Linked DNA regions of Homo sapiens: region 1 is linked to region 2. A link is a loop called in an ENCODE intact Hi-C map of the cell type or tissue named here. Cell type or tissue: IMR-90. All regions are shown on one strand. Each heading gives the region's core, and the rest is flanking DNA. Links, peaks and the distances in the headings are about the cores only.

Region 1 (10,779 bases), core at 1,325-9,324, 110 kb after region 2:
CAGAATATGTGTGTTTCCATCCTTTCTGTAACTCAACTTTATGGGGTCCCCTGAGTCTTATCCACCTGGGGTTTTGCCAGAAGACTTTAGTCTTAATGAAATTGCGCTATTGTTTGGTGGTGATTAAGAACTCAAACTCTGGACTTACACAGCCAAAATTTAAATCCAAGATATACTAATTTTCAGCCAAGGTAAGTTACTTAACCTCTTTAAGCCTCATTTTCCTCATTTGGAAAGCAGAGATAAAGCCCATTTGTCTTTGCATATAGTCTTTATCTCCGCTTTATACCAAATGTTCTCGCTCATAAGTGGGAGAGCAAGAATAAGAACACAGGGTGGGGAACAACACACAGGGGAGCTGTCAGGGGGTGGGGGGGGGTGAGGGCAGGGAGAACATCGGGACAAATAGCTGATGCACGCAGGGCTTAAAACCTAGATGACAGGTTGATAGGTGCAGCAAACCACCATGGCACATGTATATCTATGTAACAAACCTGCACATTCTGTGCAGGTATGTCATGGAACTTAAAAAGACTATTTGTCTTATAAGGTTGTTGTTACAAAGATCAATTGAGCTAACAATATATGTAAAGCTTTTAGCTCAACACTTGACACTTAATAAACACTGAAACATCAAACTAAACAAAATGATAGAAGTAATTATTTTATTTTTAGATAGAGTCTTGCTCTGTCGCCAGGCTGGAGTGCAATGGCGCAATCTCGGCTCACTGCAACCTCCACCTCCCAGGTTCAAGCAATTCTCCTACCTCAGCCTCCCGAATACCTGGGATTACAGGCACCCGCCACCACGCCCAGCTAATTTTTGTATTTTTAGTAGAGGCGAGATTTCACCATGTTGGCCAGGCTGATCTCAAACTCCAGACCTTGTGATCCACCCTCCTCGGTCTCCCAAAGTGCTGGGATTACAGGCGTGAGTCACGGCGCCCGGCAGTATTTATTTATTTATTTTAAGAGACAGGGTCTTGCTTTGTCACCCAAGCTGAAATGCAGTGGCATTATCACAGCTCACTGCAGCCTTGATCCCCTAGGCTCAAGTGATCTTCCTGCCTCAGCTTCCTGAGTAGCTGTGACCACAAGCATACACCACTAGGCATGGGCAGGCCCCCATGCCTAGCTAATTTTTTTTTTTTTAATTTTTTGTCGAGACAGGGTCTCACTATGTTCCCCAGCCTGGTCTTGAACTCCTAGGCTTGAGAGATCCTCTCACCTCAGCCTCCTAAAGTGCTGGGATTACAGGCATGCACCATTGCACCCAGCCATATTCATTCATTCATTCATTCAGACAGTAGATATTTGAGCACTTTCTGTGTGGCAGCCATTGTTCCAGACATTGGGGATATAAATGGCAGAGTCCCCTGCCCTCCTGGACACTCCAGGGGCTTCATTAGCATAAGTGGCATTCACAGTGGCCAAGAGAGCATGTCATTCAATACAAGCTGTTCATTTAATTCCACTTGTGCCATCAAATTGGAGCATTATGAAATACCATGGATCGTAAGGAGAGTGGGGCAAATTGGCCTGCACAACATCGCCATATGTCTTTTACTAACTTTTGAGCTCTATCTAATTTACATGTGTGTGGTGTTGACCCTCTGAATCTGCCATCAGTTTTATCAACCACGCTCACAGGGCTGGCACACACAAGGACTTCTGAGCATGTGGTCCATTGTTGAAAACACATGGGAATCCCTGGCCTAAACCTTACCTGTGGCATAGAGAATAGTGCTTTGGAGGCAGATGACCTGGATGGATTCAAATCCTAGCTCCAGCACTATGAATACATGTAATTTGGGATGAACTATTTAACTTTATGAGCCTCCTATGAACACTGAGGATAGTGGTTCCTTGAAGATCTCTGGTGGGATTTAAAACACTGTATATGAAGATCCCAGTTCCATGTCTGGAACATGGTAGGTACCTGATCAGCAGAAAGTGTTTTTATTGCTCCTTTCCTCTGAACTACTGGCTTTCAATTCTCCGTGGTCTTGGTGAGCTGCTGCCACGCCGACTCAGAACAATAAGAAAAACCACAGAAAGCAACTCACAAAAGCTGGGTGAGCATTAGAGATGGGCAATAACTTGCTTAGGTTTCAGAGTTAACAGTGGACACAGCTGAGATTTGAACCAGATCTGCTCTACTCACAATTAAATTGGTCACAAAAGAGGGTTTCCAACATAAGCCGCTACCCAGCTGGATGTGAAAAGTTTGAACCAGGAACATCAACCACGGGCATTCATATCCTCTGCACCCAGCCAGCACTTATGGCTGATGTTACTAATAGCTCACACCCCATGCAGGCTCAGAATCAAGACTCCGGTCACCTCGTACTATTTCACTAGCTGAAACTTTCCCATGCATGTTTTCATACAGTCACTTCTTGTGGGTTTATTCTCTTAAGAATGTATATTTATATTTCTTGATCTAACTGAATAACTGAACATCCTAACACTATTTAGTCTTGTGTAACAAAATTAGGAACACAAATGCCCGCCTTCTGAATCCTCACTAGTAAAATACCCAAAAAGCTTCTGTTTTATGATGAAGTAAAGGAGGAAGAGGTATAAATGATTAAAAAATGATTTAAACCAAACTATGTAACAGGCTTTATACTTCAGGTTTCACATATATTACTTTATTTCACCCCCTCAATAATCCCCTAAATTACACATTTGGCCTTCCATGTTACAGAGGATAAACTGAGGCCGAGAAAGCTGAAACGATGTGCCTAAGGCTACATGTCCACATCTCTCTGGTCAAAAGCCAAAGCTCCCTCTCCTGCAGCAAATCTCAAAGTCTATAGAAGAGTCCTTGTGTGGGATTTGCTGACATCACATGGGCTTGACACCTCTGCCCTCATCATTAAGTTCTCTTCATATGGTACTGCTCTCCATATTAGAATGTAACTTTAAATTCTTCTTCGATAACTTTTCAATAGCTATGTAAATAGGTGGAAAGCATCATTGGTTTTATGAAAATCCCTGAGGCTAAATTTGACCCTTAGAGCAAATTGAAAAAGAGATGAAGCCCCTTTCTATGTCTCTGGAGTGGAAATCTATGAGAACAAACCAACAAACCTGGCCCAAATTATAAGGAAAGCAAGGTATTTCTAACACAGCTACCCAGACAAGAACCACCTGGGTAAAAAGACTTATGCCAAAACCATAATAATCATATTAGTTCACTGCATTTGCATAGCATTTTATAATTTGTTCTTTTGCAGACAATGTTTATTTGATCCTCACCCACACAATGAAATCTTATAGATGAGGAAACTGAGGCATTGAGAAGTTAAGTGACCAATGTAAGGTCATGCAGCTGATAAAGAAGGGCATTCCTATTGACCAGGTGTCTTGAGAGCGGCAAATGCTCACTTGTTCCTCTTTGCTTCCTTTTTTTCTCCTTCTTTCTTTCCCTGCCTTCTTACTGTCTCTCTCCCTTTGTTCCTTCCCCAAATATATGTGTAGCCCATCGTAGGGAAACAGGTGCTGAAATTAGAAAGAGTAGCTCCAAAATTACCTATTCCCTCTTCCATTCTTCTCTCCATGGCACCTCAACTTCTTTGGGGCATCAGCGCCTTTCTCCTCTGGGATGAGAAACTGGCTTTATCTATTGGCTCATCATTTCTGCTCTTTCACACTTCAGCTTCCTTGGAGCTGATTTCACACCTGATTCAACCCTATAGCCTCTCTCATGGCAATTGGTCATCCTTGGCTCTCTCCAGATATCCCAACACTGTGTGGCTACTCACTAGAAGCTCAGTTGCTTCCAGTGTGATACAGATGCAGTGGCTGGCTGGGGCTCCTGCCGCATCTCCTCATGCTGTCCCCTGCTCCTGTTATCCCCTTAGTCAGAGAATGATGAAGGGGTTAGGAATATGAGGAATACATTTTTTGTTTGTTTGCTTTTTAACCAGGAGGGGGTAAGGGAAAAATAAAAACTAGAAGACTGCAGTCCCAACTAATCCATAGGAAGACATCCATCCCCAGCAGGGACTAAAGAAACAGTATAAAGAACAGGCTAATGCCGTGGTAGTGAGTATGGTCTTTAGAGCCAGGCAGGAACAGATATGAATCTGAGCCATCCCACTTCTCAGCAATGGTGCCTGGAGGAAGCTGTTTCAACTGTCTGAGCTTCAATTCCCTCATCAATAAAATAGAAACCTTAAGACGTATCCCTAGTGTTATACATTAATTAATTCAACAGATATCTATTAAGCATCAACTAATAAATGATTATTAGTTGAAGACACACTAATCATTGTGTTTTCAACACTCAGAATAATCCTAATATTAGGATTAGAGAACTCATATGATTATTATGGTTTTGGCATAAGTCTTTTTACCCAGGTTCTTCTTGTCCGGGTAGCTGTGTTAGAAATGCCTTGTTTTCCTTGTGATTTGGGCCAGATTATGCTGGTTTCTTCCCATAGATTTCCACCTCAGAGACATAGAAAGGGGCTTCATCTCTTTTTCAATTTGCTCTAAGGGCCAAATTTAGCCTCAGGGATTTTCATAAAACCAATGATGCTTTCCACCTATGTGTATGGCTGTTGAAAAGTTATCAAAGAAGAATTTAAAGTTATGTTCAAATATGGAAAGCAGTACCATGTGAAGAGAACTTAGTGATGAGGGCAGAGGGGTGAAGCCCATGTGATGTCAGCAAATCCCACACAAGGACTCTTCTATAGACTTTGAGATTTGCTGCAGGAGAAGGAGCTTTGGCTTTTGACCAGAGAGATGTGGGCATGTAGCCTTAGGCACATCGTTTCAGCTTTCTGAGCCTCAGTTTATCCTTTTATAACATGGCAGGCCTAATGTGTAATTTAGAGGATTTTTGAGAGGGTGAAATAAAGTAATATATGTGAAGCATGAAATATAAAGCCTGTTACATAGTTTGGTTTAAATCATTTTTAATCATTTATACCTCTTCCTCCTCTATCTCATCATAAAACAGAAGCTTTTTGGGTATTTTACTAGTGGATTCTAGAGGAGGGTATTTATGTTCCTAACCTTGTTACATAAGACCAAATAGTGTTAGGACCTTCAGTTATTCAGTTAGATCAAGAAATACAGATACACATTCTGAGGAGAATAAATTTTAGAATTATCAGGATTATTCTGAGTGTTGAAGACACATATGAATAAGATAGTTGCCTTCCCCAACACACAGGTTTCCACTGTTTGTTAAATTAAAGGAAGCCATCAGCAGAGTGGTTCTCAAACTTTGCTTCACAGTAAAATCACCTGGGGAATTTTTTAAATCCCCTGGCCTGGGTCACACTCCATACCAATTAAATTAGAAAGTCGGGTGGTTGTAACCAGGCATCAGAATTTATTAAAGATCCCCACACAATTCTAACGTGCACAGTCTGGACCCATAGCATGAGAAGCAAACATTCCCCAGGCTGACTTCCACCTCTGCTTCCTCACCTTCATTCTAGCTAAACACTAGTACGTCATTAATTCTAACCAGTGCCTGGGCATCTCAGGCATAATGGATCTTTAAATTAGCATCTAAAAGAATAATATTGATTTAAAAAAAAAAAGCAGCAGCAATCTGCATTAACTCATTGATTTAGATAAATGTGTTTGGGCTTCGTTTATTCACAGCACATCAGGCACTCCCAGCTTCCCCCACCCGCACCCCCAGTGCCTGCAAGTGCATTCTGTGAAAGTTCTGAAGTCTCCCTGAAACAGCCTCTTCATTCAGACTCTTAGCTGCTCAACTCCTTCCCAAACACAGGGATAGGCCTCACAGTTTCTCAAAGATTTGCAGTCTTCACAGATTAGCATCGTGGACCACACATGAGAGGACTCATTCTCTCCAAAGCACCTCTTGTTTATTGAGGAGCCCTCTTTAATCCCAAAAGGGTCCCTGACTTTATGTTGTCGAGAATTAAACTCAGTTTAAGAGACTGCTACCATGAACTGTTCTCTCCATTGGAAGTGGATCCGGTTTGACTAATTTCCTTCTAGGTAACAAAAATTTCAGAGCTATTTTAAAAGAAGGCACTGCTAGCTTCATGGGTAACAAACAATAAATACGTTTTCTCTTGTCCTGAGGAGCCCTTGGTCTTTAACCTAGTGGCCAGCCCAGGCCTTCACTGGATACAAGTTTGCATATTTAAGTAAAAGAAGATATTATCTTAGCATGCTGTTATTTACTGGATGGCCAAGGAGAAGATAGATTTTATTGTAGCATAAACCAACCTGCAAAAGGATGGTAGTTTTGTATTGACTTTTCATCAGATTGTTGATGGATTCAAAGAGCCGTCTCATGGATTCTTCAAACTCCATCTGTTCTTTGCCTTCATAAAGCCTGAAACAAGATACATCTGGGTCATTTCTCAAGCTAACAGACAATACTTTTAAAAGTGTGTACTAGGCACAAACTTCATTTAAAATTTAAAACAAAAAGGAGTGGGAGGTGGGGACTTCAAGGAGGAGAGGATTCTGCAGATGCTGCGTGCATCATTCTCTCAAGGGAAAAGCCTCATATCCACCATACCCAACAGAAACCCACCAACTAACAGGGCATACACCTTCTGCCGTATTTTTTTAAACCCCAAGGAAACCCCAAAGGAAGGAAATTTGTCTGAGCTGAGGAGACATTAATAATTTCACCCTTCTGCAAGAATCAGAGGAAAGATTGTGATCATCAGATTTTCAAAGTAACTTGGAAATATCAAGGAGAAATATTTTCAAATGCACTGCCATTTCCGCCACCCATTGTCTGTTTGTCGGATGAGCCCCAACAACCTGTTTTATGTCAGGGGCCATTGCTTTCCCTTCCTTCATTTCAGGAGTTAACTTATTACCTTAAGCCTTTGTTTCTCTGATTATAAAATCCCTACACTGTAAAACATGTAAACCTAACTGAAATACATAACTTAGAAGGTGAGACTCCTCATTAATCCAACCAGGGAGGTTAGCTATTGTCAAAGTTTTAATGGGTATCCTTCTAGGGACTTTCAATGCCTATAATAATATACAAGTGTAAAATTGCATAGAACCAGTCCCTCATGTAAAACCAGTCTCCAGGTACCTGCCTGTTATCAACCCCTTCCCCCAGCCTTAGGAGTGTTGCTCTGCTCAAGGCTTCTCCAAACAAATGTTTATCACCAACCGTGAAATATCCGCAGCCTAATCTGTGGCATCCAGTGTGAAATGCACAGAAGAGTGCTCCTGTCTCCAATTCAGATAAAGAGAGTCTCTCCTGTCACAGCCCTACACGCTCAAAAAGCTCCTCAGTGTGCCCGGGCCTTGGCAAAGGTGCTTTCCTAGATAAAGCACTGACACACTTAACAGGTTTGTTTGCTCCTCAACCACAGAGCAGGCCAGCCAGTCACAGCCCCCTCAGCACTGTCTCTGCAAAATCCCCATCCTTCCCCTCACCCTTCTTTCCCGTCTTTCTACTTCATTTCTGTGGCTTTAAGTGTGTGCCTCTTCTGTTTATCTTCTTGAGTGTCAATCACTCTCTTTCTCTCCTTGGGTTTCTATGTCTTTATATCTAGTTCTCTCCCCACCCTCCCCCTGACTTCATCACTCTCTTTCTGTCTTAGTCACTCTCTGTCTCTCTTTCTTTCCTTCTTTTTCTAACTAACCCCCTCTCTAAAGCCCTCCTGAAGTCAGAAGCATAAGTGAAGTCAGTGCTGAATGTTCCCGTTGGTTATGGGGACTCAGCAATTGCTGCTGACCTTCTGGGTCCAGCTCAAGGTCACAGAGACAAGGAGTGTTGAAGTGGCTACGTGCCTAGGGCTCCTCATTCTCTTCCTCTCCCTAGTTCCATAGCTCCCTCTGCTAACTCACCCCCACCCCGGCTTTTACACAGCTCACTCCTGAGCCTTCTTGTTCTGCCACCAGAGATAACTGCCACAGCATATATATTCTAGAGTCAATCTGCTTTGGGTTCAAATCCCCACTGCCCGGCAGGCACTTTATTACAAACAACAGCAAACATTACAGAGCACTGCTCTGCTCCAGGCACCTTCCTGGATGCCTGTGAAATCACTCACTCCTCACAACCACAGCATGAGGCAGGCACTAGTATCACACCCACTTTACAAATTAATGAAGCTCACGCAACATGCCAGAAAACACCAGGCCAGTGAGTGTCAGAGCCAGAATTCAAAACTGGCCATCAGCTCCTGAGCCCAGCCTCTCAGTCTCTTTGCACACTGCTTTGCTCTACACTTTACTGCCCCCTTAATTCCCACAAGCCTTGGGCAAAGTGTAAACCATAACAGTACTGTGTCAGAGGATTGCGAGGATCAACCCACATGGGAAGTTCTCAGCATGGGTGCCTGGCCCCAGCAGATGTTAGCGCCTGCCGTACTGTTGTCAGTTGGAAGAGTAGCATGATTATCATTGCTCTCATCCCCACTTCACAGATAAGGAAACAGAAAAACTCTCAAGAGGTTGAAACTTGCCCAAATGTCATCAAAGTAGAAAAGATGGGACCAGAGTACCCTGTCCTTGACCTGGCTGAAAAGAGAGGATCCTAATCCAGCATGGTGGTGGTCAGCCTCCCCATGAGATCACACTGTTTGTCTTTCTTTGTGCCCACAGCCACCAGCAATCCCTAATGGACTGTCCACTCATCATGCCTTTTGCCTTGAAGTCTGTTACTCTTCCATGAGGCACAGCTGCCTGAAAACGCTGAATGAATTCCATCACCATGGCTGCTACTGGTCTAGAGTATTGAACCTGCCCACTGTGTCTCCCACCCACATTTAACATCCCGACCTGGCTTCCCAATCATTTACAGACACATGGGCTCTTTCTGTAGGGTGTACCTGTGTGTGTGGTGGGGAGTTCTGCCCAGGTCCTCCTGGGAACCACCTGCTCCTCCAACAAGGCTGGGCTCCAGCAACACTTTCCTGCTGGTTGGCCTGTCCAATCCTACCCTCCATAACTGAATGGCCCCCTGGCAGTTCTCCTTCTGGAATTTGTCATTTTTAAGAAAGAAACATAAAAACAGGCTTTTTTGGAGTGATCTTAATGGCAGCACTCCAGGGGGAAGGGTCATGAGCTCCTGCTGAAGAGATCCCTGAGGCTGTCCTGGTTCCCAACTTCTCTGTGTCTCATTATTTAACTTTTTTTTTTTTGATTTTATGAGCTGCACAAATATCTTTAAAATAAACTCTCCTTTTTGCCTAGACTAGCCCTGGCTGGTTTTGTTGCAAACCCTCACTAGTCAGAACTTGGCAGAGTAGAGCCAGCTTCTTCCTGCAGCTCCCCTGAGTTTGAAACCAAGAGCTGCTGGGAAGTCCGGTGAGCATTTAGTTCTTGCTCTTATTGTACAGATGAAGAGACTCAGGGCCAGAGAGGGCAAGTGACTTGGCTTCACCATCTTATAAATATTATGTGACTGAACTGGAAGGAAAAAAGATTTTTAGTCTGTAAGACTAAACCAAGGCTCTGCTCAACTTTAAATTTTGTAGGAAACTAAATTTGATTTTCACGAGAAAGAGAGCAGTGATCTGCTCTAGGTCACAGACTGTGCCAATGATATAGCTTGAACCAGAACCTGGTATTCTTCTTCTATGTTCTCAGCATCTAACAGGGGAAGGCAGATAACACAAATCCCAGGAAGCCATGATTAGGGGCCTCCACTCCAGTGGGAATCCAATCTGCTCCTTGCTATTCATGTCACAAGTTAAGGGTCTTGACACCACACTTGAGTCCAGGGATGAAAATATATCCTGCACCTGCCTAAGTCTTATAAAGGATAAAAAAACAATTCTAGGAGGAAAATGGGGGAAAAGTACATATATATATATAATAATATAAATCTTAAATTTATAATTTAAATATAAGTTTATACAAATTTAAATATAAATCATAAATTATATATTATCTATATGTCTTAAAATATAAATATATATATCTAAAATATATATACATATTTTAAAATATTTACTTTCTTTTTAGCTGAAGAATGGCTGGGAATGGGAAGAAGAGTCACAGGACATGACTACAGCTGGGAAGAAGAAAGGAAAGAAAAATCTATTTCATATAAAGCGCTTTGCTATCAAGCCAGACTCCTCCATATACTTGCTGTGTGGCCTCAGTTAATTACTTTTCTGAAATTTTACTTTTATTCCTGATAAAAAGGAGTCCTAATGCTCATTCAAATGGTTATTTTGAGGTGAAAAACATGAGATAATTATTTTTAAGTGCTTAATATTGTAGCTGGCATTTAATCAGCGTTAAGTAAACATTATAAATTCTTGTTCTTGATTCCTAAGCACAGAAGTGATTATTTGGGCAAACTCTCTGATCTGAGCATAAGAGGAATATTTTGTAAGATACAGGGTCTCAATATGTTGCCCAAGCTGGCCTCAAACTCCCAGACTCAAGTGATCCTCCAGCCTCAGCCTCCTGAGTAGCTGGGATGACAGGCACAAGCCACCAATGCCCAGCTATAAAAAGAAATATTTCAATTAAGGAGTGACTAAGGAAAAAAATTCATAAGGGTTTTAGATTACAAGGAAGAAATAACCTGATGACAGCAGGGTGATTAAGCATTAAGCATTGTGGGACCCCCCCTTGAAAAGCTTGAAAAGAAAATAAAAATGCCTCATCTGTCTGCGATTCTTCAGATGTGGCCTTGAAGTCAAGGGCACAGCAGATGTAGCTTCCAGGTTCTTTTTTAGCGCTTGATCTCTGTTACAGCTTCAGGATGTAAACATTTTTTCTGGCCTAGAACGCCTGGAAAGATACTTCAGAAACCAGCAGATTTTGCCAGGGAACAAA
Region 2 (10,779 bases), core at 1,173-9,172:
AGTGGGTCCTGCCCATACCCTGGAGGAATGAGTGCTACACAGGGGCTGAAGCCCCCACACATCTCTTCATCTGTATCCTTTGCAATATCCTTTATGATACACCAGTAAACGTAAGGAAGTGTTTCCCTGAGTTCTGTGAACCACTCCAGCAAATTAATCAAACCCAAAGAAGGGGTTTTGGGAACCCCAACTTGAAGCTAGTCAGTCAGAAGTTCCAAGGTCCCGGACTTGTAAGTGGGGGGAAGTCTTGTGGGATTGAGCCCCCAATCTATGGAATCTGATGCTATCTCTGGGTAGATAGTACTGGAACTGAATTGGAAGACACCCAACTGGTGGCCACTGCTTGGTAGTGGGGAGAAACTCCCACACATTTGGTCATAGAAGTCTTCTTCTGTGTTGATGGTTGTTGTGGTGTGAGAGCAGAGGAAAAACATGGTTTCAGAGTTTTTCCTGAAATAGAGACTCCTGAAATAGACAGTCAGTATGTGAGTCTGCACATGCCTCTGCCCACTGGCCTGGCAAATTCTGGGCTTTGGCTAGAAGGTCTCTAACAGCTACTGATGCCAGCACTGAGGACACAGATTCACTGGATTAGCAGTGCCAGGAGGCCAGGGAGATTGTCTGCCTACCATTCCTTCCTCAGCAGCCAGAACAGGGCCTGCCACAAAGAAGATGCTCAATAAATGTTTGTCGAGTGACTGACTGGATACTTGGTGCCTACTCTATGCTGCGTGTTGTATATGCACATGGCATTTAAGCTTCACTGAGGTCCTTTGCGTAGGCACTACTCATTTTGCAGATGAGGACACCATAGCCTGGAAGTGGGAAATGACTTCCCCAAGATCTCACAGTGAAACTGTGGGGCTTTGCTTTAAAAACCACAGCCTATGTTTCATCCACAATACAATTCTAATTTAATATAATGATGGCCTATAGGTCATCCAGCCAGGATTATGTCCCCATAGAGAGGGCCAGAGAGAACAGAAAGAGAAGGCATGTAAGTGGAGGAGAAGCAAGCCTGGATGAAAAATGCAGAAACAAAACAATCAGATACCCTTTCCTAGTGCTCCCTAAGAACTAACACCCCATCAGTCTTGCTATAAAACAGGCCCCCTCGCCCCTCTGACTCTTCAGCCCTGCAACAACCCATCAGTCTTGCTATAAAACAGGCCCCCTCGCCCCTCTGACTCTTCAGCCCTGCCTCTTCCATCTCAGAATGCTCAGGGACGAGGCACTCTTTGGGGCTCCATTCGTCATGCATGGCAACGGCAACATGCCTTTGCAGCAGCATGAACTCGGGTCCCCGGCCCTGGGAGGTGACATGGGGAGAGTAAGCAAGGGCAGATGTCCCTTTAATGACAGCTGTTTTCCAGCCCTTGCTGGGTATAAAGGCACTGGCCAGTCATGCCACATCATAAACCAACATGGGGTCTTTGGTCTCCCAGATGCAACATTTCATTTTCCTTCTGGCTAAACAAGGAGAATGCACTGTTTTCATGACCACGTTTCCTCCACTTCCCACACTCCCACGCTGGCTCCTCATCCTTGGGCCTTCTGAGACCCCTGGTATGAAACCAGGTAACAAACACATCAAAAAGCTTAAGAGCTTTCTTATAAGCATCTTGGCACTGAAAACTCCTCTGTAAGTAAATCCTCCTCATGGAGGAAAGACAATTAAGGACAGAGGGAACCCGTGCTCAGCCCACAGGGATGTCTAAGAGGATTCGTTTTTTCTGCCCCGGCTCTCTGGGTTCTGGGGAGGGTGAACCAGAGTGAGGAAGCAGGCTGAGAGTCCCTGAGGTCTGCTGGCCTGACTTCCAGACATGCAGAGGTCACAGACAGCATCAGCACCCACTCCCTACAGGCCAGGCTTCTGTTCAACGCCCACCTCCCCTGACCTCAGGGACCCCTGCTCTGCGACAGGTTCACTTTTACCTCCTCAATGTTTGTGATAATCAGCACGGGACAATGCAGTCCGTATGTTAATGACACCAAAACACACAAGTAAAATAGCCAACAACAACAACAACGAAAAAGAGGTTGGGAATGTCCATCCATCAGTAGAGGAATATTTAAATACACTGTATTGAGGAATACTACAAGGCAGTCTTACATGTAAAGCTCTCCAAGATATATCTTGAAGTTGAGATGCAATTCAAAGAGCAAGACGTAATATATTGGTAGAAATTATGTTAATGATGATGATGATAGCGGTAATAGAAGCTAACACATACGGAGGACTTAGCGCACGCCAGGCACTACTCTGAGCATTTCATTTATATTATCTCAGTTTACACACATTAATTCCAAAGAAAGCCTTTGAGATAGGTGCTCTTATTACCCCCATTTTACAGATAATGAAACTGAGCTGTCAGTTTTCTTGTCTGTTCCTCTGCATTATCTCAATTTTTTAATAATGAGACAGTTTTCATGCATAACACATGCCAAAACCCCATTAATGATTAAGAGAGAGACTGGAGCCAATATTTACAGAACACTTGCCATCAGGTCTCACTGACCCTTAATAACATCCCTGTGAGGAAGGCATTACAGGTGCCAATTCAATCACTGAAGAACTAGAGGTTCAGAGAGGTGGCATCACTTTCCCAAGGTCAAAGAGCCAGTAGGTACCTAAGGATCTAGGATTTGATCCCAAAGCTCATGCTCTTCCATATTAGTTGGGGCTGAGAGATGCTTAATCAGTCTGTGCTGATTCGAATTCACTTTCCTTCCTTCCTCTCTGTGTTTTTCAGTGTAGAGTATGATTTTCGGCAGCAGGAAGGCAGGTTCCATGAAGTTTTGCAGAGTCTGGAGGAAGCAGAGCCAGTTGAGGAGGCATCGCCCCCACCAAAGTCCCCAGCAGAACCCCCAGCCCCGGAAAAGCAGGACTTAAGGCGGAAAACCAAGAAGGTGAAAAAGAAATGCTTCTGGTGGATCTGAGCTGGTTGGGACCATCCCCCAGCCCCCCAACTCCACGCACTTCCCTGAGATGGGAAATCCACTGCACTTAAGGCCTGCCCTGCTTCTTTGCAAAGGCCCTGGGCTGTGAGCCCCTTGGCCTGTGAAACAGAAGAGCCTTGGAGCTGATGTAGCCGCTGCTGGACACCTGACCACGATCCTTACCTGAGTGCGTGCGACTGCTTGCTGAGGGCTTCACGGACACTAGAGTGACCGCTTGCCAAGTTCCCTGTCACACTCAGCCAGAACTCATGCTGAGTTTTAAGACCAGATTCCCACCACGAGCAAAACCCCACACTACACCTTCCAACACCTCCAAGATGCCAAGCACTTCCTTCCCATCCTGGGTTCATAAACCCAAAAGAAAAAAATAGTGTTGTGCAGACCCGGAAGGTAGAGGGAGGTTATAGGTTATAAGCAGGTACCATAGAAAAAAATGAGATAAACTGGCAGTTTTCTAAGATATCAGCATACATAATAAGCACAAGAGAAGTGGGCAGGGCATAAAATGCTTATGCAAGATCACCCTGGTGTGTTGGGTTGTTTTCCTTTTTAATTAGCCCCTTGATCCCAAATTAAGGCTCTGTCATCTCATGGTGCATGCACCTTTCTGCCTGTGGCAGAGTCAGGCCACCCCAGGGTATAAACTTGTTGGTGTGGCTGTGCTGGATAAGTGTAATTCAAAGAGGATTTCAGCAGCTGTAGCTGTTCCAGGGCCCACCCTAAACCATCATGCTTCTTCTCTGCCTAGGGCCTGAGACCACCTGGCAAATGGGTGGAATCTGTTTTTGGTGTGAACTTTAAGACTCCATAGTTAACTTACCTGCAATATTTAAAATCATGAGATCCAGCAACCTGTCCATCAGTTACATCTTATGAGTAACATAGATAAGGCTAAGATAAAACACAACACTGTTTCTCATCCCTTCATCCCAGAAACAGCCGTGTAGATAGGTTCAAACATATATTAATCGACACAGTCTCCCTTCCTGGTGACCAGACAATGGTCACCTGATTGAAAAACTAGCAGGACTATGGATGAGGATATAGTTTTTTCTATTTGAGGTTTAAATATCTTTCCATCCCAAAGTCTGAGTTATTCAAGGTCTGGCTCATTCTGTTGACAAGACCTACATACATGTGGATCCAGTCAAACTTGCATGGCTGAACAAACTACTAAAGTAATATAATTAAGTAATTGCTATATACTCTTGTGGATGAGGGGTAGGATGGAAAGGCTCAGATTCCTTCTGGTTGAATTAAAATCTCTATCAGCATGTGGTTAGATTGACATTGCTAGAAAGGGAGCCTGAAACTAAACATACATTAAACGAAGAAGGTATTTTGTAATTCCCTTGGCTGAAGATCCAGTGTCTAAGCTAGAATCTTTGCAGAGCACAGAATCCTGTGTGTTCGTGGGATGTACCTACCCCACTGCAAATTGAGCCTAATTGAGCAAACCACTCCGATGGTTTCACCTTCCCCTGTCATAGTGATGCAGTGAACAAAGCTATTTCAGTGAGAATGAAAGGGAAATTTGGCAAGGAATATCAGCTTGCACTATTTAAGTCTTGGAATGTCATTCAAGATGTTCTTGTTCTGTTTCTAGTGTAATGTTTAAGCCCACAGAATCAGACCGGAATATATAACGTCATGTTAGAATTAAGATAAATACACTTGTCATACTTAAGAAGCCACATTTCAATAAGATATGCTACCACTGGCTAAAAGCCACAGATTTTTTTTTTCCTGTATCCATACGATCAACTGTCAGTTGGCCCCAGCAATGGAAAAGAACAGAATAGAGGATAATCCAATAAAGTGAAATCATTTGGGACCTCTTATGTAATTTTATCTTGTAGTAGAGCTTCCATCTTAATTTGCTTTGCTTACGCTAATTTCATGTGAATTTATATTCTCGGGCATCATGCTAGAATGTAAATAACCCTGTTCCCAGAATTAAGAGATCCAGGCAACCAAGCAGTCTATACCACTAGCCTTTGGCAAATGGCTTAAATTTCCCGGCCTGTTTGTCCATTCTTGAATACAGATAAGAACATATGCTTTCCTACTTTATAAACTCTTAGCACGTTCCACATTATGTGAGCTGAGTGACTCAGAGCTGAGCTGGATTACTGGCCAAAGTTAGCCTGGGAAGATAAAGAGATGTTTGAGGTACCTCACACAAAATTAATAAGCTGATGTGGTCATAGATATGTTTCCAGTTGAGGCCCTCACATGAACCCTTAACTGAATTAAATAAAACTGGGACTAGAAAATGTTGACATTTTCTGCACTTCCCCAACAAAAAAAAAAGAAAAGAAAAGAAAAGAAAAAAATAAATAAAATGTTGACATTTCTAGAAATACAGCCAAACAAGGCTGTACTGATTCTACACCAAAGCACAACACCGCATTGCTTGGGCCACTGACCTGAAACTGGGAAGGAGTTCTCTTCTGAAAAATTGATATTTAAAATCATTATGAGGAAATAGGATTCCATAAACATTTTCCTGATGAACAAAAATGGTCGTCTCTATGTTTAAAACACCACACACACATATACCAAAACTGCATACTCACTTATTCATGTGAAAATCACTGCTTCTTTGTAAAATATTACGTAACATCTACCATGATATTCTACAGAAATGCTGTACTTGAGGTTATCTGGTTTGCTGGAGAGATATTAACTTAGCAAAAATTACTTTTATAAAATTGAAAGGAAAAAGACCAATACATCAACTTAAATTGCAGGAGTTTATGTAGCTGCTTTCTCTGTAGTTTAAAAAGCAATGCATAAATGCATACTCACTATCCTTGGAACTTAATACCAGCTCATCTATAGAGCACCTTCTTAAAGACGATGTACTGATGTAAGGTTTTGTAAATTTCTAAACTGTTTTAAACGGGATATTATCTTTTGCAATAAACTTACATATTTTTTCTAGGTTTTAAGACTCCATTACTAGCTTGGGTTGATTTCAGTTATAAAATGTATGCTTAAGAAGGACACCTCAATGGTCCTAAGGGCAAGTATGGCTTTCATTATAATTGCTTCTATATATTTCTAAGGGAAATAAATAAAGAGCAGATTCAGAACTTAGTGTCACGATGATCACATGAAGCCCCGCGTGTCCCGTGAGTGAGGGAGGCAGCATGAATAAATGGAGAGCTGCTCCCAGCCTCATTCCATGGATGTACAGGCATGATTTGTATCATTATACTCAGACACCTGAACTCTAATTTATCCAGTACTTTTCTTTATTTCCCCCTTAATTTTTTTCCTTAAAAGGCAAATTTATATCGCCAATGTGAAGAAAAACAATATCATGTTCCAAAAATAGAATATGAAATAAAAATATCTTATTAAGTTCTTGCTAAACCCTGTTGCTATTGAGGCTGCTAAGCCTGAGACCAGCTCTCTGTTAAGATGGGAGATTAGCAAATATTCAACACATACGAAAGGCACATTCACACCAAGCCCATTTTCTACTTGACTAAACAGGATGTTTGAGAGAGAATTGAAAAGAAAACAACTTTCCTGTCATGTGATTCAGTATTCCTTTTCCTGCCTTCTCCACGAACCATCTAAAACCAGCTTGGGTTTACACCTGGAGAGTGAGTCTCCCACTTTGGGAAACATCAATTTAGAGAAACAATAACAAAAACAAACCCTGGACATAGAATCAGAAGTCTTGGGTTTGACAGCAGTCTGCTATCTTATTTTTGCTGCATAAACTTGAGCAAGTTGCTTAGTTTCTGTGAGCCTCTGATTCCTCTGATATACCCCCTGCCTCCCAAGAGTGCCTTGACAATGAACTGAGTGACAGCCAAGAACACAATGTAGGGTACACATTGGGCCAGGTGCTCAACAAGCACATATTCAGTCATTTGTGGATTGAAGTAAATTGGGAGAGAGAAAGGAAGATACCTCCGTGAAGCTGCAGTGGTTTTCAGAAACAGGTTTTTCTCGGGGCAAGGGAAGAACACTTTCTGTGGGCACGATGGCTCACACCTGTAATACCAACACTTTGGGAAGCCAAGGTAGGAGGATTGCTTGAGCTCAGGAGTTTGAGACCAACCTGGGCAAAGTAGTGAGACCCCGTCAAACAATTAAAAAATTAGTCAAGAGTGTGGCTCACACCTCTGGTCCCCACTAATCAGGAGGCTGAGGCAGGAGGATAGCTTAAACCCAAGAGGGCTGGAGTTAGCTGTGACCATGCCACTGCACTCCAACCTAGGTGACGGAGCAATAGTCTGTCTCAAAAAAAAAAAAGAAAAAAAAAAAAAAAAAGAAGGATCCACCAGAAACCACGACAGTTAATGTTAAGTAATAAAGTCGCCCATGATTCAAAAGAGCACATGGGCACATAAAATACAGCACAGCACTCCGGGAATTAAAGATTCTTGTTGTGTGGAATCAAATATCCTAGAGGTAAAAGAGACTTTAAGAGCCAGGTCCCTTCCATTTTAAGCACAAGTCAATTAAGGAAGGCTAAATGATTTGTCCAAGGGCTTATAGCAATCCTGTGGGGAAGTAGGTGTTGGGAGCAATGTGGTTGGTGGGTGGAATGTGTGAGGGGCCAGGGCCATTCCAGGAAGCATAAGGCTAGACTTGAAACCCGTTCTTACCTTCATTAGCTGAGCTGAATCCTCAATATAACCTTCACTTGAAAAGGCTCTCATTTTAAGCTGCTCAAGGCAACTTGCTGTATGCTAAAAATGTATTTCTTTTTATAAATGCCAAGAAACAAAGATGTTTTATGATCACTACGCCCATCAAGCATTGCTTGCAAGAAAAAGTGCGGGGGACAAATCCTAATCCAACACTGTCAGCATTCAGCACAAACCACATTTGACTGGTTTAATGAACATAATCCCATTTTTGAGTACTTTCACCTCAACTTCCTCCCCATCTTCTTTTCACCAATTTACAGCCTAAATTTCGATGGACCATATCATACCACCCCTACTCCTGAGGTTTTGCAAATGTCTAATTTCTCTCTGCCTCCTACAGAACTCTCAGCCCATAAAGAGCAGGGATGCATCCGTTGGCAACACACAGAGTTTGGTTCTCTCATTGCCAGACTAAGCCAAGTTCTCAGGTCAGCGTGCCTCTCCACTGTGGGCATCCTGTTCTAAACCCACTTCATTTCTCAACTGGCCTCTGCAGGAACCTCCCCAACAGGTCTCCCCACATGCAATCTCTTCTTTTATACTTATTTTTTAAATATATTTTGAAACAGGGTCTCACTCTGTCACCCAGGCTGAAGTGCAGTGGCACTATCATAGCTCACTGCAGCCTAAAACTCCTAGGCTCCAGCAATCCTTTCACCTCAGCCTCCCCAGTAACTGGGATTACAGGTGCTTACCACCACAACCCACTAATGTTTTTTTTAAAATAATTATTTTCTGTAAAGACTGAGCCTTGCTATGTTGTCCAAGCTGGTCTCAAACTCCTGGCTCAAGCAATCCTCCTGCCTCAACCTCCCAAAGTGCTGGGATTACAGGTGCACGACACCGTACCCAGCCCCTCTCTCACTTCTCAAATATCTTCTCCACATAGCAGCCAAAGCAATCATTGCAAAATTTGGATGGGAATAACATTACACTCTGACTTAGAACTGTTCAGTGGCTTCCCAATATACTTAGGAAGTAAGACTAGGTATGTTGCTCTGGCCCGAAGCCCTGCACATCCTGCCCTGCCTCTCCTGTAAGCTCCCACCACAGGCCCTTCCGGTGTTTGTCTTCCAGTCTCAGCCAGCCTTCTTGGCTTTCTTGGACCTACCACGCCTTCAGTCCCTGAAGGCTCCTGTTCCTCCTGCCTTCAATACTCCCCACCTACACCACCCTCCCTGCCCAGCAGCTCTGTTGGGGTTTCCCAGGTCATGCCTCCCATGGCTACCACCAACTCAGCCCAGACCATGCCAAATACCCCTCTTAGACATTTGCCTGGCACAAGGGACCTTACCATCGAAGTCCTTGGCGCAGTTGTCCTTGTACATATATCTGCGTCATTCTTTGATCAAGGTATCTATCTAGACTGAAGTCTTCCTAAGGAAGCCATCTCGCTTATTCTTGCTTGCCTTTGTATCTCCATCATGTACCACCATGGGGTTTAAATACTCATTGCAGAAATAAATTATTGAGTACATTAGATTCACTGGGCATACACCAGTTTATCCCTGGTCCTTCAGTCCTCATATTAGGATGGTACCATAGTGAGTACAGTCCTGAATGATATATGGTATAAATCTATACATAAAGAAACAATTCTCTCTATCCTCATTCTGCTCCCCACCAAAACCAAAAGGATCTTCAGAAACTTAACACTTATCAAATATAAAACCAACGTATATAAACAGAATACTTATCTTTTTAATTGAGAATATCTGCATTCAAGTTATTTCATAGTATATTCCCAAAATGATTGATTATTTAATTCCTAGAATTAAATGATCTATTATTGTGGTTTTGGTTTATGTACGTGTGATTTTCTTTTTTCTTTTTTTTTTTTTTAGTTTTGTTCCCAGAACAAATAACCAGTCTTCTCAAAGAGAGACTTAAGTCCCTGAGGAATAGAAAGAGCAATTTTTCCATCTTCTCACCATCATGCCCTAGTCTCAGCTCTTTATAGAAATTAGGGTCTGCCACTGGTAATATGCCCAAGGCTTCTAACTCTCCTGAGGTGAGAGTGTAATGTTATTCCCATCCAAATTTTGCAATGATTGCTTTGGCTGCTATGTGGAGAAGATATTTGAGAAGTGAGAGAGGGGCCGGGTACGGTGTCGTGCACCTGTAATCCCTGAGGTCTACATGGCATTCAGGACCCAGGAATAAAAAGACACTAATGTTTGCTCCCAGTACCCTTCCCCCTGCCAAGATCTTTGTCCTGAATATTGATGGTCCAGTTTCACATTGTTTCAGAATAAATTGTCATCATAAGTAAATCCCAATGCATTCTGCACATTTTACCAGATACTGCCTTACCATATCAAAGAGTAAATGACTTTTGAAATTAAAGCAGATTGTTGACTATTTTCCCTGTAATGTTTCTATTAAAATGCCAGAATTTATTACATGTGACCTAGTCCATTCTGGAGAAAATGCAATTTAAGAGACAAGGTCTAACTAAAGGAACATTTTGGGCAAAGCATTTTGCCTTGGCTCAAAGCAGAACTAAAATGAAAAGACAGTAAAATCGCACCAAAAGATCATTTGCTTGGAAGCAAATAAGAGTTTTATTATCATAAATGGCTTTCACAAATTCTTAGAATCCGTAAGTATACTATATTAGATTTTACTCAAATGAAACCCATATGTTTGCTCCTGACAAAAACCTTTATTTCTTAAATCATTAGTTAAACATGGTGACCTCTACTTGGTGCTTCATCTTGGTTTCCCAGGTAGCAGACACACTGCTATGATACCCTGGTTATGCTGACAGAAAAGCCTTCTTGCTCATGAACCAAGTGCTGAGTCATGTTAACTGCTGAACTTGAGAGTGATTCACACAGTGTTTCCACTGAGCACACCAAGCCCGATGAAATTCAATTCTACAAACAGAAATCACGGATGGGTGATGGAGGTGATGAGAAGTTACTTGCTGGTGTCATTGTCTTTGGTGTGCTTTTTTGTTTTAAAATAAAAAACAATATACCTTCAGTAGCTGAGAGTCAGGGATCAAAGGGAACAAAATCAAAGCAACACAAAACATCAGCACTCATAAACTCAGGCTGCTGACCTGGAGTGGGTTTCAAGGATTGAAGCTCTACCTCATCTCCACTAATATGCACCCCTCAGCTCCAAAAATCTCAGA

What was found. Hi-C counts contacts between places; a loop is a spot of excess contacts. Peaks named below come from ENCODE experiments on the same cell type or tissue, not always from the same donor. Only the 100,000 strongest peaks of a DNase experiment are listed, where the experiment ranks them.
Region 1: it touches region 2 in a loop (2.1-fold over the local background); 1 of 110 quality-filtered maps calls a loop at or near these places.

The regions. Positions count from the first base shown.
Region 1 is chr5:169,742,957-169,753,735 of GRCh38, reverse strand. It overlaps DOCK2 (dedicator of cytokinesis 2), which reads right to left. Exons shown (of 52, transcript NM_004946.3): 23 at 6,232-6,340. Among named protein-coding and RNA genes, the nearest start is that of DOCK2, 110 kb to the right of the region's middle. In IMR-90, for the core only: no CTCF peak of the experiment used is centred there; no DNase peak of the experiment used is centred there.
Region 2 is chr5:169,856,434-169,867,212 of GRCh38, reverse strand. The region is part of intron 27 of DOCK2 (dedicator of cytokinesis 2); the gene reads right to left. INSYN2B (inhibitory synaptic factor family member 2B) reads left to right here. Exons shown (of 4, transcript NM_001129891.3): 4 at 2,754-5,910. The coding sequence ends at 2,940. Among named protein-coding and RNA genes, the nearest start is that of INSYN2B, 120 kb to the left of the region's middle. In IMR-90, for the core only: no CTCF peak of the experiment used is centred there; a DNase peak (open chromatin) is centred at 5,082; H3K27ac peaks cover 172 bases.